2 separate regions of the Mus musculus genome follow, and region 1 is linked to region 2. The links are chromatin loops, found by intact Hi-C in ENCODE. Cell type or tissue: left cerebral cortex. All regions are shown on one strand.

Evidence for each region. A loop is a pair of places that touch in the nucleus more often than their neighbours do. Peaks named below come from ENCODE experiments on the same cell type or tissue, not always from the same donor. Only the 100,000 strongest peaks of a DNase experiment are listed, where the experiment ranks them.
Region 1: a loop joins it to region 2, with 2.1 times the contacts of the local background. A loop is called at or near these places in 3 of 42 quality-filtered maps.

The regions. Positions count from the first base shown.
Region 1 is chr7:83,486,091-83,494,090 of GRCm38, forward strand. No RefSeq gene overlaps it. Among named protein-coding and RNA genes, the nearest start is that of Gm10610, 61 kb to the right of the region's middle. In left cerebral cortex, a CTCF peak has its summit at 3,947 (motif pointing left); a DNase peak (open chromatin) is centred at 3,926.
Region 2 is chr7:83,196,906-83,204,905 of GRCm38, forward strand. No RefSeq gene overlaps it. Among named protein-coding and RNA genes, the nearest start is that of A530021J07Rik, 52 kb to the left of the region's middle. In left cerebral cortex, a CTCF peak has its summit at 4,937; DNase peaks (open chromatin) are centred at 755, 4,961, 5,451 and 7,049; H3K4me3 peaks cover 287 bases; H3K27ac peaks cover 431 bases.

The sequences.
Region 1 (8,000 bases), 290 kb after region 2:
GGTAAGCAAACACATGAGCCAAACCTACATTTGCTGAATTCAGTTTTGAAAGAAAATCTACATTAGAAGTGGTGATGACTGAAATTTCCCTGCCCAAGGACAGTTGGCTAAACACTTCATAAGGAAGCAAAAGGAGAGCCCAAGGGGAGGTTGCAGATGTCTCCTCCTTCTGAACTCTCCATATGAAAACCCCAGGGTGTCCAGGAAGAAGGCATAATTACACCAGAGACAGCAGCCAAGAGAGCACAAGCCCTTGCATTGTGCTACGGCCCCTGATACCAGCAGGCATTGGCCCTGCTGCTAGCATTGGCTAGCTCCTGGGTTTATTTATCATTGCTTCTGAAAGTCTTACTCATATCCAAGTTTTAGATCCTCTGTCATTTGTCATTAAGACTAATTGCTCCTGGGGAAGGAGTCTGGCTTCATGCAGAGATAGGAAGGAAGGGCCTAAGCAGAGCCCAGCAGATAGAGTTCTATCCATCCTTGGCTCAGTTTTCCCCAGCACGAGTAGTGGGGCCTGGTGGGCAGTAGGGAGAAGAGGAAGGGCTCTCCAGCAGTGTGCCTTCCTGGCTCTCAAACACAAAAGGAACCATGGGGATGCTAAGATGAATGAGCCTTCAGTGGCTGCTTCATTGAAACCTGGCCCACATCCTCAGGAGCCATACACTATAGAAATTATGTATCCATGTTCTCTGCCCCTCCCCAGAAAATGGTGAAGAGAGAGGCCACTGCATGGGAAAGGTCAGAGCCCTGGACATGGACACTGAGCATCATTTAACCTTAATGATGTTCTTCACTAAACTAATTTCACCGGAGTCAGCTGTGGGATTCTGACTTCCCTCTGGTCCAGCTGAGGAAGTGCAGAGGAGAAAACACGAGACATTTTACCTTGAAACCAACATCCAACCAGTGCTTCTAAGGAAGTGTATGTAAGAATCACAGGTAAGAAAAGCTCAGAATAGCTAAGAGGGTGTAGAGGCCATCACCACACCAGAGCATGGAGAGGCTACACTTGAGAGACACTCAAGTGGTTCTGGTTTTGTTTGTATGAGGGATTAGACAGATCAAGTTCAAGTTTGATCCGGTGTAGGGAAAAGAAAACAAGACAAGAAACAAACAAAACTCCTCTAACTTTTCATTTTTCATTTTAGATTTTTTTTTCAAGGTGGTGACTTTATGTACAGCTCTAGCTTCCCCTAGCTGGCCACTATTTTTGGATGTTTCTGTGTTTGCTTGTTGGTTGATTGCTTGGTTGGTTGCTTGGTTGGTTGGTTGGTTGGTTGGTTGGTTGGTTGGTTGGTTGGTTGGTTTGTGGACTTTCTATAAACTATAGAGTATACTCCAGAATGTGGGGAGATCTCATCTCACCAAGCCAAAGACCTTAACATCAAGCAAGGATTCTGCCAACAGGTAGCCATCAAATTTAGAATGACACTCTCCCAGATCCCCAGCCCTTGGAGCCATTTTGCAGCCTTCTGCTTCCCCCTGAACACAAGCTAATTTCCTGCCTGATAGATTGACCCAGAAGTTTCTGGAAAAATAACACATTTGCTGTGAAGGATTACGACAATGTATAAAAGCAAGCACACCACACATAGTGTGCTTTAGAATGCATCTGTTACCATTTTGGCAAGCATCCTTTCAGACAGCTCTTAGTGGGGACATATTCTCATTCACACATACATGTAGACAACTTTTATTGCCATTCACAAGTTGCCTGGTGCAGTGAACATCACTTTTTTTTTTGTACAACATGAGTGAAACTTCTGGCTACATGATGATTCTTGCTGTCATATTACATGGTTCCCACAGATGACTAGTTGAATTCCTTTCTGAAATACACAGACTGTTTTTAATTGTATGAATGCATGAGTGTCTGAGTTTGTGTGTGTGGGTGTGTGGTGTATGTATATAGTATACAGATACAGATATACATACATGTGTGTGCATATTCATGTGGAGAGCAGAGGTTGACACTGGTGTCTTCCTCTGTCATTTTTCATCTTATCTTTGGAGGCAGGGACTCTTACTAAACCAAGAGATCAACAATTGACTAGACTGGCTAGCCAGATAGCTCTGGGGATCCTGGGTACCTGCTCCTACCCTCCTCAGCACTAGTGTTACACACGTGCTTGACCACACCCACCTAATATATGGATGCTGAACTCAGGCTCTCATGTTTTTACCACAGACACTCTGCTGACTCAGCCATCTCACTAGTTGCACATATTTCTAGTTTTTAACAAGTGTCAACAATTCTGTGATGGCCTGTGCAGACTTTTCCCAAGGAAAGTCATTGAAGTGGGGAAGTGTGATCACAGATGTAGATATCTTGCAATAAGTTGCATAGTGCTGATTTGCCTGGGGAAAAAAGCTAGGGCATGCAGATTATTTACATATACATAAATGCTACAGAAGAATGCCCACCAGTCATGGTATTTCTAACACTGGAACCCCACGGCAACAATGAGCTGAGTGAAGCCTGAGGGTTGTCCCCACACTGCTGGCATGGGTTGGGAATGTCTTTCTATCCCTCATTGCCACCCTGTTTCTGCCTTTGTCCAAATATACACTGCTTGTCCTGCCCCCATCTGTGGAGTTCATCTGAGCCTATCACCTCTCATTGTCTTGCATTCGGTTTGTCAAAATTATCTCCCCACTTCCGGGCCACTCAGGTCAAAGAGAGTCGTGGGATGTCACCTCAGTCATCAATTGTACCTTCTTACAGCCCTTGGTTTATTCTCCCTAAGTCCCCAAATTCTCTGTTGTTGTTTAACAATATATCTGCCTTGCATATGCTCAGCTTCTGTACCTAAGGATTCAACCAATCACAAATTGGAAATACTTGGAACATATACATGCAATCAAACTTGTTAACAAAGACGTGTTTGTCATCAGCCCCTAAATAATACAGCACAACTGTTTGCATGGAACCTAAGCTGCATTGTGTATTATAGGTCATCTGGAGATGATTGGAAGTATGTGGGGGATTTACATAAGTTCCCTATAAATTCTCTTCCATTTAACAAAGGGACTCAGGTATGCACAAACTTTGGTGTGTACAGAAGTTGTTTAACCAATCTTCCATAAATCAAGAAGTGACTATGTTTCTGTTCTGGATTTCTAATCTTCCTTAAATACCCTGAGGACAGAAACCTGTTTCCTGGGTGTGCACACACCATACCAACTTGTCCTGATGTTGGGGGTACAATATATATTCAATGTCCTTGTCCACAAGGACTCTACAGCCTTCAGCAGCCCTACCAAGGGTGTTCTACAGTCTCAGAATTTGGGAGTTATTATTGGTTGGAGAACATAAAATTCTGGGTGGAGGCAAGCATAGTGAATGTGATCTCAAAGCTATTTGGATTTCCCATTAACCATGAGTACTTCACATCTTCACAGACTCAAGACCCTGGAAATGGGCTGAACTTGATCTTTGGTGTGCCCAGGGAACTAGAACTCTCCCTGGCAATAGTGACCTATGGTGGTTTCTTATGGTTAAACTGCTTACATTCAGCATCTAGGAGTCCTCTATCAATGAGAGCAATCACCAAGCTCAAAGGGTAAAGTGATTCAGACATCTTTGTCCACAGAAAGGAAAAAAAAATAATAATTGTAGGTGACAAAGAAGAAATCACTTTATTTTGCCTTGGAGACATTAAACTGTAGTCAAAGAGCTTTGTTATTTCCCAGTCCACAGTGGCATGAGACCTCTGGAGAAGCCTCGAATGGCATCAGCAATGCCCCTGGACCTGGATCTTGAGACTTAGTGAGCTATGGGTTGGTGGAGACAGCCTGGCATGTTGTGCTGGGATAGGGGCTGATAATGCCTATTGTCCTCTAGCAGGGATGAAGAGAGACCAGAGGTAACAATACACACTGATTTCTGCACACTGGCAGTGACACTGGACTATGTAAATACTGTCCCCTAGTGGGGGGTTATGACAACTCACCCCCAAACCTCAGGCCTCTCAACTTCACAGATTGGAGGGGCTTGTCTAACCTTTCCCTTGTGACACAATTGTGGAAACTGAGGCCAGGTAGAAAAGGTGACTGTCCCAAAGGGTTACACTGCATGATATATTTAGGGGCCAAGCAGAAATCTTAGGTTCTGTCTGGTCATATGTGGCCTCTCTGGTCATAATTATTGAATAGGGTTCTGGGGAAACTACATTTGCTGAGAGCAAAACACTAGAAAAGGCCCAGAGCTAACCCATTAGCATGGTTTTCATTTTCATTGTCTTATTTCTTTAAATTGAAAATAGATTTTTTTCACACAATATATTCTGATATTTAAATGTTTTATTTTTGATAAACATTTTGAGAAAACCTGTTAGTAGATCATTGATTTGTTCTTTATTTGCAGTTCATGTTTAAATATTTCCCAGTTCTACAGAAGTCATGAGCAACTTTTTAAAAATATATATACATGTATGTATGTCTTAAAATATTTTGTTTATAAAAATGTCCTTTTAAAATTAATTTGTTTAGTGTGTGTGTGTGTGCGCGCGCGCGCGTGTGCGTGTGCATATGTGTGTGACATGAGCTCAGGTGTGGAGGTCAGGGGATAACTTACAGCAATCAGTTCTCTCCCTACACTATGAGGGTCCTAGGGACCAAAGGCAAGTCCTCGGGCTTGGCAGCAAGCTCCTTCACCCACCGAGTCAGTCATCTCAGTGTCCCACGAACAAGCGTTCTTTAGATTCTGTCATCTTACGTAATTCCTTTTGTCTTTTTCATTTGTACGTTCTTACATCTAAGAGCTATCAATTGGAAGGTCTTCTTTCTTCTTGTCTTCTTCAGATGGAAACTGTGGGTACCTATTGGGCTGTGGTCCCTTAAGCAGCTCTTGCTTGGCTGCTGCGGCGGCCATGATGGTGCCTGAAAACCGCAAAGCCTTCCGGAAGAGCATCCTCAATTAGCTCCTGCTCCTCTTCCTCTTCTGAGGTGCAACTCCCTCAGCTCCTCCGGCATGGGGGGAGTGGCAATTCTCTCCTGGCATTTCTCTTTGGGACCCAAATCAAACTGGGTCTCAGAATCTCCTGATTTTTGTCATTAGAAAGGACTGAATAAATTTAGGAAACTGGAAGGTTGAGATTCAGTGAACTTAGAATTAGTAGACCTGCAAGTAGTGTCCTCCTTGCTTTCCCTAGGAGGCAAGGCTAGTGATCTGTTCTGGTTAGGGTCACTATTGCTATGATGAAACACAGTGACCAAAAGCAGCTTGGAGAGAAGCAGCTTTGTTTGATTTATTTGGCTTACATGTCCACATCTTAGTCCATCTCTTAAGGAAGTCAGGACAGGAAGTCAAACAGGGCGGGACCCTAGAGATGGGAATTGATCCAGAGGCCATTGAGGAGTGCTAGTTATTGGCTTGCTCACCCTACTTTCTTATAGAACCTAGGACCACAGTGTAAGGATGGCACCATCCACCATGGTCTGAGATAATCACTAAGAAAATGCCTTACAGCCAGATCTTACAGAGGCATTTTTGCATTCTATGTTCTCTTCTTTCAGATGCCTCTAAATCGCATCAAGTTGACATAATCTTAGCCACCAAATGGTCATAATAGCAATTGCTGTCTTTGATGTACTATTTCTAACCCTGTGCTTGATTACTGTAGGACTGTTTCCAGCCCACAGTCACACCTAACAACCCCGGCTCCCTTTCATCTTTTTACTGTGATAGAATCAAGGCTATCTCAAGTCTCACCACTTACCTCTGAGGTCGTGGCATTCACCCTGACTTTACAAGGCACAAAATTACTGCTCAGATATGTGAGAGAGAGACAGCCAGGCCACATCGTTAACACATGGAAGCCTAGAGATTCCAGCCAGGCCTATCTGACCTCACTTCCTCTGCCCTGTGCCTCCTGATGACACAGGACATTGGGGAAATCTCTGAGAGAGTCTTATGGCTTTGATATGGCTTGATTATATCTCCCCAAGGCCTCATGTGCTGGAATCTAATCCCCAATGTAAAGTGTTAAGAGGGTGAAAATTTATCTAACTAAGGCGCTTAGAAAGGAGGCCTTTAGGAAGGAATTACAATTAAGTGAGGTCATTAGGGTGGAGCCTCATGATCAAAAACTAGTAGCTTTATAAGATGGAGAGAAAGAGGATAGGGATGCTATGCTTTCTTTCTTGTCACGAAACATACTGTGCTTGCCTCTAGCCAAAAAAAAAAAAAAAAAAAGGTCCTTGCTTTTCATAACTACTATGAGCTAAATAAATAAATGTTCTCCTTTATGAAGCGATGCAGGGTTATAATTATACATAATGAACTAACACAAAGAGAGAGTCATTCTTTTCCTTCTCTAGACTGAGAAATGGGTGTTCGGAGAAGCTGGGGAATTCAACGCCAGAGGGTCTCAATCCAGCCTGTCAGCTGCCGCCATCTCTTTGTTTATTCTGTATGTATTTGGTCTCAGAAAAGTCTTTTAGAGAGGAAGCTGCCTCCTCAGGCCTCCTTAGGACTTGCTCTGTGTCACTTCAAAGCTGGCAAGGCTTCTGACTAGGACAGTGGAGCAAGGTGGGTTCTGTGGTCTCTATACACTCCATGTGAAATGGAGTCGACAGCCTATTACTACCATTTTAATTTTTATTCCCAGGGTCTAATTAGGGTTTTTGTTTTATTTTGTAGTCTATTTTGTTTGACTTAATATAATTTCCTCAGTTTGGCTTTATTTAGCATTTACTTGCAAGTTTGTTTTCCGTCCTTGAATTTCAACCTTTCAAAACCTACTATGTCTTAGATGTCTCTTTTATAGACTGGAACTTTGTTGTTGTCGTTTATTTTGTTTTGCTTTTACTAAAGTAACCAAGATTCATTATGTCCCTCGTGGATTTAGTCCATTTATTTATTCATTAACCAATCTCTGCATTTCGGCTGTTTACTTTGTCTTGCGGTTGCATTAATATTATTCCATTCTGAGGAACCGCCAGACGGATTTCCAGAGTGGTTGTACAAGCCTGCAATCCCACCAACAATGGAGGAGTGTTCCTCTTTCTCCACATCCTCGCCAGCATCTGCTGTCACCTGAATTTTTGATCTTAGACATTCTGACTGGTGTGAGGTGGAATTTCAGGGTTGTTTTGATTTGCATTTCCCTGATGATTAAGGATGTTGAACATTTTTTCAGGTGCTTCTCTGCCATTCGGTATTCCTCAGGTGAGAATTCTTTGTTCAGTTCTGAGCCCCATTTTTTAAGGGGGTTATTTGATTTTCTGAAGTCCACCTTCTTGAGTTCTTTATATATGTTGGATATTAGTCCCCTATCTGATTTAGGATAGGTAAAGATCCTTTCCCAATCTGTTGGTGGTCTCTTTGTCTTATTGACGGTGTCTTTTGCCTTGCAGAAACTTTGGAGTTTCATTAGGTCCCATTTGTCAATTCTCGATCTTACAGCACAAGCCATTGCTGTTCTGTTCAAGAATTTTTCCCCTGTGCCCATATCTTCAAGGCTTTTCCCCACTTTCTCCTCTATAAGTTTCAGTGTCTCTGGTTTTATGTGAAGTTCTTTGATCCATTTAGATTTGACCTTAGTACAAGGAGATAAGTATGGATCGATTCGCATTCTTCTACATGATAACAACCAGTTGTGCCAGCACCAATTGTTGAAAATGCTGTCTTTCTTCCACTGGATGGTTTTAGCTCCCTTGTCGAAGATCAAGTGACCATAGGTGTGTGGGTTCATTTCTGGGTCTTCAATTCTATTCCATTGGTCTACTTGTCTGTCTCTATACCAGTACCATGAAGTTTTTACCACAATTGCTCTGTAGTAAAGCTTTAGGTCAGGCATGGTGATTCCACCAGAGGTTCTTTTATCCTTGAGAAGAGTTTTTGCTATCCTAGGTTTTTTGTTATTCCAGATGAATTTGCAAATTGCTCCTTCTAATTCGTTGAAGAATTGAGTTGGAATTTTGATGGGGATTGCATTGAATCTGTAGATTGCTTTTGGCAAGATAGCCATTTTTACAATGTTGATCCTGCCAAT
Region 2 (8,000 bases):
AAACTCCAGCCAAGCAACCATAAAGCAATGTTATGGGTGTTTGGTCACTTCAGTGGGAAGTTCCAGGGAAGTGTGGATTTTGTCCTAAGATCATAGAAGCTGTGTTTTGAAGGGTGAATAGAAGTTCTCAAGTTTTGTTTTGTTTGTTTGTTTGTTTTGTTTGTTTGTTTGTTTGTTTGGGAGTGGAAAACTCAGGTCCTGCAGAAAGCACAGGGGAGACAGAGAGTGAGGCACGTCTGCAGGTGAGGAATGCATGTGAGAGTGTCCTTATGTGGCTGAGAGTAAAGGGTGTGTGCTAGGTGAGGAGGGAATAGCTGGAGAGTTTAGGAAACAGAAATGGGAGAAAGGAATGGGTTCTTGCAAGTCATGTTGGGGATTGAGGTTTTTTGTTGTTTGTTTTGTTTTGTTTTGTTTTAATGGTCATGGTATTAGCATAGAGATTAGCTCGGAGCAATGAGGCAGAAAACAAGACTACCAGAGCTAGTCTGGATGCTGAGTTACGAAGGCTTCAAAAATGCTTACACTTCTAAGCACAGCAACTGAAGATCAGACTTCAAGAACACTGAATGTCTGAGGAAATGCACAGGATGTGTGGGGAAATCTGACTTTAACAACTAGGTTACATGGTGTTTACCCAGAAATTCACAACTGGCCAAAGTACAGATACATGCCAGTGTAGTGCTCGGATGCAAAGGAGACATCTATAGCACACACCCCCTGCAAGTCTTGGAGACCATCCAGAAAGAGGGGGCAGAAAGATTGCAAGAGCAGAAGTCTGGAGGACGGATGATAACTGCACCTTCTGGATATGACACAACCACTGCATTCATGAATATAGCAGCCCTGGTTGCCTGTGCAGGACCAGGACAGGCCCAAGCCAGTCAGCATGAATGGAGAAATAGAGCTATCCCTACTGGAGGAGCTATGCACAGTAGATGGTTTCTGGAGGAAGAAGAGTCAGTTTTCTTTAAATTTGTGGCCCCTAGTAGGTTGACTGCACTTCAGTGGATGACCCTTTCCCAGGAGTACAAGGGCAGCATAAATAGGAGTCAAGGAGTTATTTAAATAAATAATAAAAAAGAGGACAGAAAATTGGGAGGTAGGGTGCAGAGATAGGGGTGGACCTAGGAGGAGTTAGGGGGATGAGTGAGGAGCAAATATGACCACAGCACATTGCATGAAATTCTCTTAGACATAATTAAACCCTTTTTTTGGAGGGTGGAGGGAGCAAGCACTTATTTTGTTTTATACTTCCTGATTACAACCATCACAGAGGGAAGTCAGTGCTGGAACTCAAACAGACTAAGAGGCAGAATGCTTAGGATCTTGCTTCCTCTGGAATGCTCAGCTATTTTTCGTATACAAGGAAGGACCACCAGTTCAGGAGCTTCATCCACAGTGAGCTGAGCTCTCCTACAGCAATTAGCAATGTAAAAAGTGCCCCACAGACAGGTCCAGGAGCCAATCTGATGGAGTCAGTGCTTCAGTTGAGGGTCTCTCTTACCAGGTGTGTCAAGTTGACCAGAGATACTAATTATAATGTCTTTTTTTAATGAGTTAATAACAAAATACTAGAGCCTGCATGGTGGCTCCTGCTTGTAATGCCAGCACTAGGAAGACTGAGGCAGGAGGAGTACTCATGAATTCAAGGGTATACTGGAGCACATAGTGAATTCCAGGGCGTCCTGGACCACAGAGTGACACTCTTCCCAAACAACCATAAAAAGTGGCGGGGTGATAACATGAGAGCCACAAACACCCCAAGTCTCAGTGTAAGGCTCATCACCCAGCCAGAGGGCCAAGACTGGGTTCCAGGATGATCTTGCCTTTGGCGTATCACCAGCATCTCTGCCATAGTTAACCTGATAGCTGGAGATGAGGTGTAAGGCAGCTTTGAGGGTGCCAGTCTGCCATCTTCTCAGATTTCTGGCTCTCTGAATCAGGCACATTAAAGATTCCAAACAAAACAAAATAACAACAAAAAGAAACGACAGGAAAAAAAGAAAAGATCAAAGCAAAGAATAATAAAAAAACCAAAAAACTCCAAAGCCCCAAACCAGCCACAACTTCGCAACCAAGTCAAGAGCAAACCTACAGCATGGTACATTTTATTGTGCATCTTGTATAACTTTCCCTAGGAAATTTTAAACACTTGTACAATGAGCTAATTAAAGATTTTAAACACAGGTGCTGTAGTTTAAAAGTGAAATGTCTCACACAGGCTCATGTGTTTGAATACTTGGTCCCTAGTTGGTGACACCATTTTGGAAATCTATGGAACCTTTAGGAGGTGCAATCCTGCTGGAGGGTACATGTCACTGTCAGGGTGGGTCTTTTGGTTTTATAGCCCCATCCTATTTTCCGTCTATTCTGTGCTTCCTGGTTGCAGAAAAAAAAAACATGGCCAGTCTCCTCACGTTCCTGTAGCCAGCACTTCCTACCCTGTGAACTATACTCACAAGCGATGAGATAAAACAAGCCTCTTTTCCCTAATGTTGCTTCCGGCTACATATTTAGTCACAGCAAACAGAAAAGTATTGAATGCCCTAAAACCTACCACTTCTTGGCTGACTCCTAATATCCAGTAAATCTAATGTAAGGCTGATTTTTCTTGCATTGTAAAACATGCATTATAATAATAACACTCACTGCTTAGCGGGAGAGGATTATCTGTTAGTGTAATTGTTTCCTGCAATGGAAATCTGACTGCCTTGCATGCTAGGTTTAAGGTCTGCATAGCATAACTATGGTTTCTCACAGGGATCCCAAAACTTGGTCTCCCATCTCAGGTAGATTTGTCCCTGCAGTAAGATGTTCCTTCTGGCCTTGGGTCTCACTCCTGTATGTGTCTCAGCCTGAGACCCCTCCCAGATTTTGTCCTGGAATGGGTCCCTATATATTATTTAGTTGACTTGTTTTAAAAGTCCAGGATACTGCTAGTATGCATAGATGTGTGACTATGGCTGTAGATCCCCCTATTTGTGCGATAGTCTTGGAAATACCAGGTTTCCCCAAAATAGTAGAAGTATCACCCTCATTACCCACCTCTCATGCTGGTTTAGAAAGGAGAGTGTCTCCCAGCTATACATCAGGAATTCCTGAAAGGTGGGCTCAGGGGCATAATGAAATGTATGTTCTTAATTAATTAATCACTTACCTCGCTCCTGCTTCCTGTTAGATGGAGGGATGCCGGCCTTTGAGCCCAAGGTGGATCCTCTGAGTTGCCTGCTCTGAAGAAGTAGTAGTTTGCAGGCATCAGTTGGGAAAGAAAACTCTAGTAAGGATCATTTGTCTGCCCCTGCCTTGTTCTAGTGTTCACCTCATCTTTACTGGTTAACTAGAACTCTGTCATCACAGCCCAAAACAAATCCCAGATGACTTCCTCGACAGAATTTAGGCTCTCGGTTCTGGAAGTAGATGCCTTCAGAGGGGTGCAAGAAGTAATCTGCTTTGTGCATGTCTCCTGGATTCAAAGACCTTGTTGGCAAAACTCTGACCTTTGCCTTGACATCTGTTTGGGTGGAAATCTGGGTTTAAGTTTCTTCTCTAGATAAAAACAGCAGCCTCATGGGGTTGGAGGCTCAACCTACTCAGTATGATTAGGTGTAAACTGGGATATCTCATTGATCCTGATGGCAGCATTCAGCCTTACACTTTAACATATGATTTCTTGGGGCAGGGGGCAGGGATACACAGTTCTACAAAACTAACAAGAAAGAGGCCAGTGTTTAGCTTCACCGATATCTTTAAAGGAGTGCTATACCTTTAAGACTAGTGGTTACATGCAAAGCTGCTCAAACCACAGACGACAAATGAAAATGTGATCATATCTGTTAAATCCTAAGCCCCTACCCTCATATATTCTGTGCTCAGCTTAATTCCCCCTCAACCCCTCCAGTCTGATTTCTGTCCCAGACTTTAATTGCTAGGTTTATTTAATCTTTTGATTTCATTCACATGTGTGTGTGCACGTGCATGTGTGCCTGTGCATATGTGAACATGTACCTGTGCATAAGTGTGTGTGTGCATGTCTGTGTGTGTGTGTTTCTTGTGTGAGAGAGTATCATTCTGTACTCCAGACTGACCTGGAACTCATGGCACTTCTCTTGCCTTAGCCTTCTGAGTGCCGGGATTACAGGCATGAGCCACAATACCCAGGCACCAGTTTTAAAACACTCTTCCACTGAAGCCTCTGCAGTCCCAGTTTGGCGCCAGGTGGGTATTCTCATTTAATAAACATGAATTAGACTAAAATGGCTTTCGTGGATGCGATGTTTCATTGTTCAGATCTGATGGAAGTACAGCTGTAAGAACTTGGGGAGCTGCTTGTTTCCTGACTAGTGAATAGCATTTGGAATAATGACACTGTTGTGAGTCTACCTGGGACACGAAGAGCAAATCCCCAGCTTCCCCTCTGCATGCCCACCAGCTGCTCCTTCTTTGCTCTTCTTTTCAAGGGATGTGAGAAATGTTCACTCATTTCCTTTGTCCTGATGCAGGATTCTCAACCCTGGCACTGCTGACACTCTGGTCGGAAGAGCTCTTTGTTGTGGGTGAATGTGAAGCCTGTGCAGTGGAGACACTCCGCAGCATTGCTGCTCTCTGTCCTAGAGACATTAGTATGTTTCCAGGCATTGTCCCCGGCCAGGGATAGGGTTGGGGGGTGGGGGGGGGCAAAGTCACTCCCAGTCAAAAACCACTGTTAAAGTATGCAAAGTCACTTTGTAATTCTGCAATACCATGCGGGTGTGTAGCATTGATGCATGTATTACTTCCAGCAGCTGATTTCTGCAGAGATGGAAAAAAGGGCCGATTGCTTAAATAACTGACTTCAGAGCACAGTGCTCAGCTCCTTAGTCTGATGAGTTTAGATTAAACTGCCCTTGCCACAAGTTTGAAGCATGCTCAGATGGCAGAGGGTGTTTTACCCAAGTCGCCACTAGAGGACGTTTCTGCAGTTAGCAGAGCTGTTTCTGGGTAAAGAACACTGGCTGCAGCTTGTTTGCAGACAGTCCTTGTAAGACAATGCAAGAGCTTGCCTGCTTGCAAGGGAGGACCCCAGATCCATCCTACTGGGTGTTTATTTTATGCCAAACTCTATCCCCAGGGAGGTACTCTGCTCCCGAGGATGGGATGCCCATGTTTAAACAGCATGAAATACAGTGTGGATGCTCCCGCTCCACTTCCGTGGTCACAGGGGCTAAATAATCTCACTCACTCTGCCTGCCAACTGCAGGAGAGACTCAGTTAATGTAATTAAAGGAAGCGAGCGCTTGCCTCCTCCTTCCCAGTCTTATGTCTTGCTCTCTGTGCTCCATCAAGGAACAGCTTTAATGGTCGAGTGAAGGGCTCAGCCCAGTGCACCATGAACTGGAGATAATGTCTGGAGTCAGGTTAACTGAACTCTCCCGCCAGCAGAGTCCATGCCATCTGCCCATTTATTGACAGCCTTGTCAGCAAAAATCTGGAGTCTGAAGGTGGGCAGGCAGCCAGCATGCCTTCCACTGTCTCTCCAGCGTCTCGCTAGCAGATGTTGTGCTTCATGCCTGGAGCTGCTGTTGGCAAATCACTGCATGCTCATGTTATTTATCAGAGGGTGCAGGGAGGGCAGGAAGGGAGATGTGTTTTCCAGGAAGAAATTTGTATTCCCTTCCAGGTTTTCTGTAGATGTTAAAAAGGAGGAGAAGAAGAAGAAGAAAAAAACTACTGCTTGAAACTGACTTTGAAAAATGGGAATTAATCAGCTTATTGTTCAACACTGGAAAAACAAAATGGTTCCAAACCACACAGTTATTTGAGGAGCCAGTGCCCAAGTTCCATGGGTTATGTGGATTTGAACACTTGCATCTGCTCGTTATGATCTGCCTGGCCTTGGAGGGTGCTTTTTAATTGGACAGTCACACAAATACAAAGGAGTGGAGAGTGTTTCTTTTCAATATAGATAATACCACACTCACACTGAGTTCTTATCCCAAATGCCCAAAAAATCAGTCTGACTGTTTACCGAGTGAATAGAGATCTAGGTGCAGTTCTGTGACTAGACAATGCCTGCCTTCCTTTGACAAAGGAAATCTGTCTGGCTAGCTCTTTATAGTTTAAAGGAGGAAACAGGAAAAGAGGGACCTTTTAGAAGTGAAATTCAGCCTCTCTCCTAGTTTTGCATGTATGCCTTACAAGCCACTCTAAGTGAGTCCCTCTTGGAAAGCCTTGCAAAGGCTGCTTCATCCAAGGATGCTCTTGTAAAGCCCCCAGCTAGTGGTTCATTTGAGCTCTGTGTTCATCTAGTTATCCATGACAAAGAATGTCTTCTATCAGGAGATTGAAATGGGGTGGGAAGAAAAATTATTGGCCTCAAAAGACCGGGAGGGCCAGGGAGCCCTAGAGTGAGCACCCATAGTCCCTCACTGGGAGGATGGTGCTCCTTGTTTCTCTGTTGATAACTTATTCCCATGGTCATGAAAAGGGCAAAGTCTCGGCCCAGACATCAGAGAATTCACCAAGGAGAGGACTGAGGTTGTCCATGCAGATCCAGGAAACAGATTGGCACCTCCAAGGCATCAGAAACCCACTGTTAGGGATCCTGAATCTCGCCAGGGAAGGAGAAATGCTGGCAAGCTGCGCTCCACTGAGATGTTTCTCTGCACCACGCTGAGATACATCTCACTGGCTCCTAATGAAATGGTACCAAGCAGAAGGGAGACCATAAAAGCCCGAAGCAAGTGAACGCAAAGCACACCTGGTTGCAAGCCCCCCAAATTAACGTGGAATTGCCTTTCTCCTTGCAGGGAGCCCTACAGCCACAGCCCTGGGAATCACCACTTCTAGCACATGCATCGTGCCTTAGGATTTTAGCATTTCTGCCAGCCTCATTTTCCTACCCAGTGGAAGTCTTCCCACCTGGTCGGTGTCTAGGCTAGGCCATTCATTTTGGCACTCTGTACTAGGTCGGTGGCTTGGTTCTATGCCCATTCAGGCTGTGACATCTGAGAGTAGGCTGGAAACTCCATGTAAATGAAGCTGAGACAGAGGACTGAAAAGTGTGACCAGTTCAGCTGGTCTAGGGTGTTAATGAGAAGTAACAGTATGTGTGTGTGTGTGTGTGGGGGGGGTGTGTTACAAGATGAGTCCCTATGGCAGGTGGTATTATGCTCCTTTGCTTGATAAATGAGATCCTGGGCTCAGGGACAAAAGGGCACAAGAGGACAGTGCCCTGGATTTAAACCCAAACTGAGGCCCATGGGATGCCTGAGAGTGAGACCACGGGAAATGAACAGAAGGTCATGATTAATGAATACACCTGATCCCCCGGGGGCTGTTTGCAAAGAGCTCGCCTGGGTTTCTCTGCCAGGCAAGGCTGCACCTCCCCCATTCATGTCTTTTCATCAATTCAGCTCTCACGTAGCTGTAGCTCCCTCAGCCAAATAGGAGCAGAACTCCAAGAGGACTTACTTGCTGCAGATCCAAGGAAGAGACAAGAGCTGGCCTAGGAACAGGGTCAGGGTTAGCTTTGTCTTCCCTGGCCAGTGTGGGTGCTGGGGAAGAGATTCAGGGAGGGAGGCAAATGCAGCATCCACACCTGTCTTCTCCTTACCTTTCCCTCCAAGGAATTTGAGGACTGTGGTTTCTGCTGCCCACACCAGCCAGAGGCTTCTGCTTATGCGATCACAGGCTATCCCTGGTCATTGGTAGGATGCCCACTTCTGTCTGCAGGCTGCGATGCTCGAGGCAAAGGCCATTTGGAACCTATGCGCATCAGGGAGCAAGGCTCAGTGCTTTGTCCGTGCAGCATGAATACCAAGGAGGATCTTTTGGCCCAGCAAAGATGGCAAGAGGCAACTATGGCTGCTGGGGCTCTCTCTGCTACTGAGCCCAGTCGCTGGCCCTGCCTGCTGAGCTGACAGCTCTGGTAGGATCCTGTCTGCTCTGCCTCTGCCCTCTGCCTGCCTCCAAGGTTCCTTTGTACCTCTGCGGCTTCTAGCAGTTGTGCGGAGCCAGGTCGG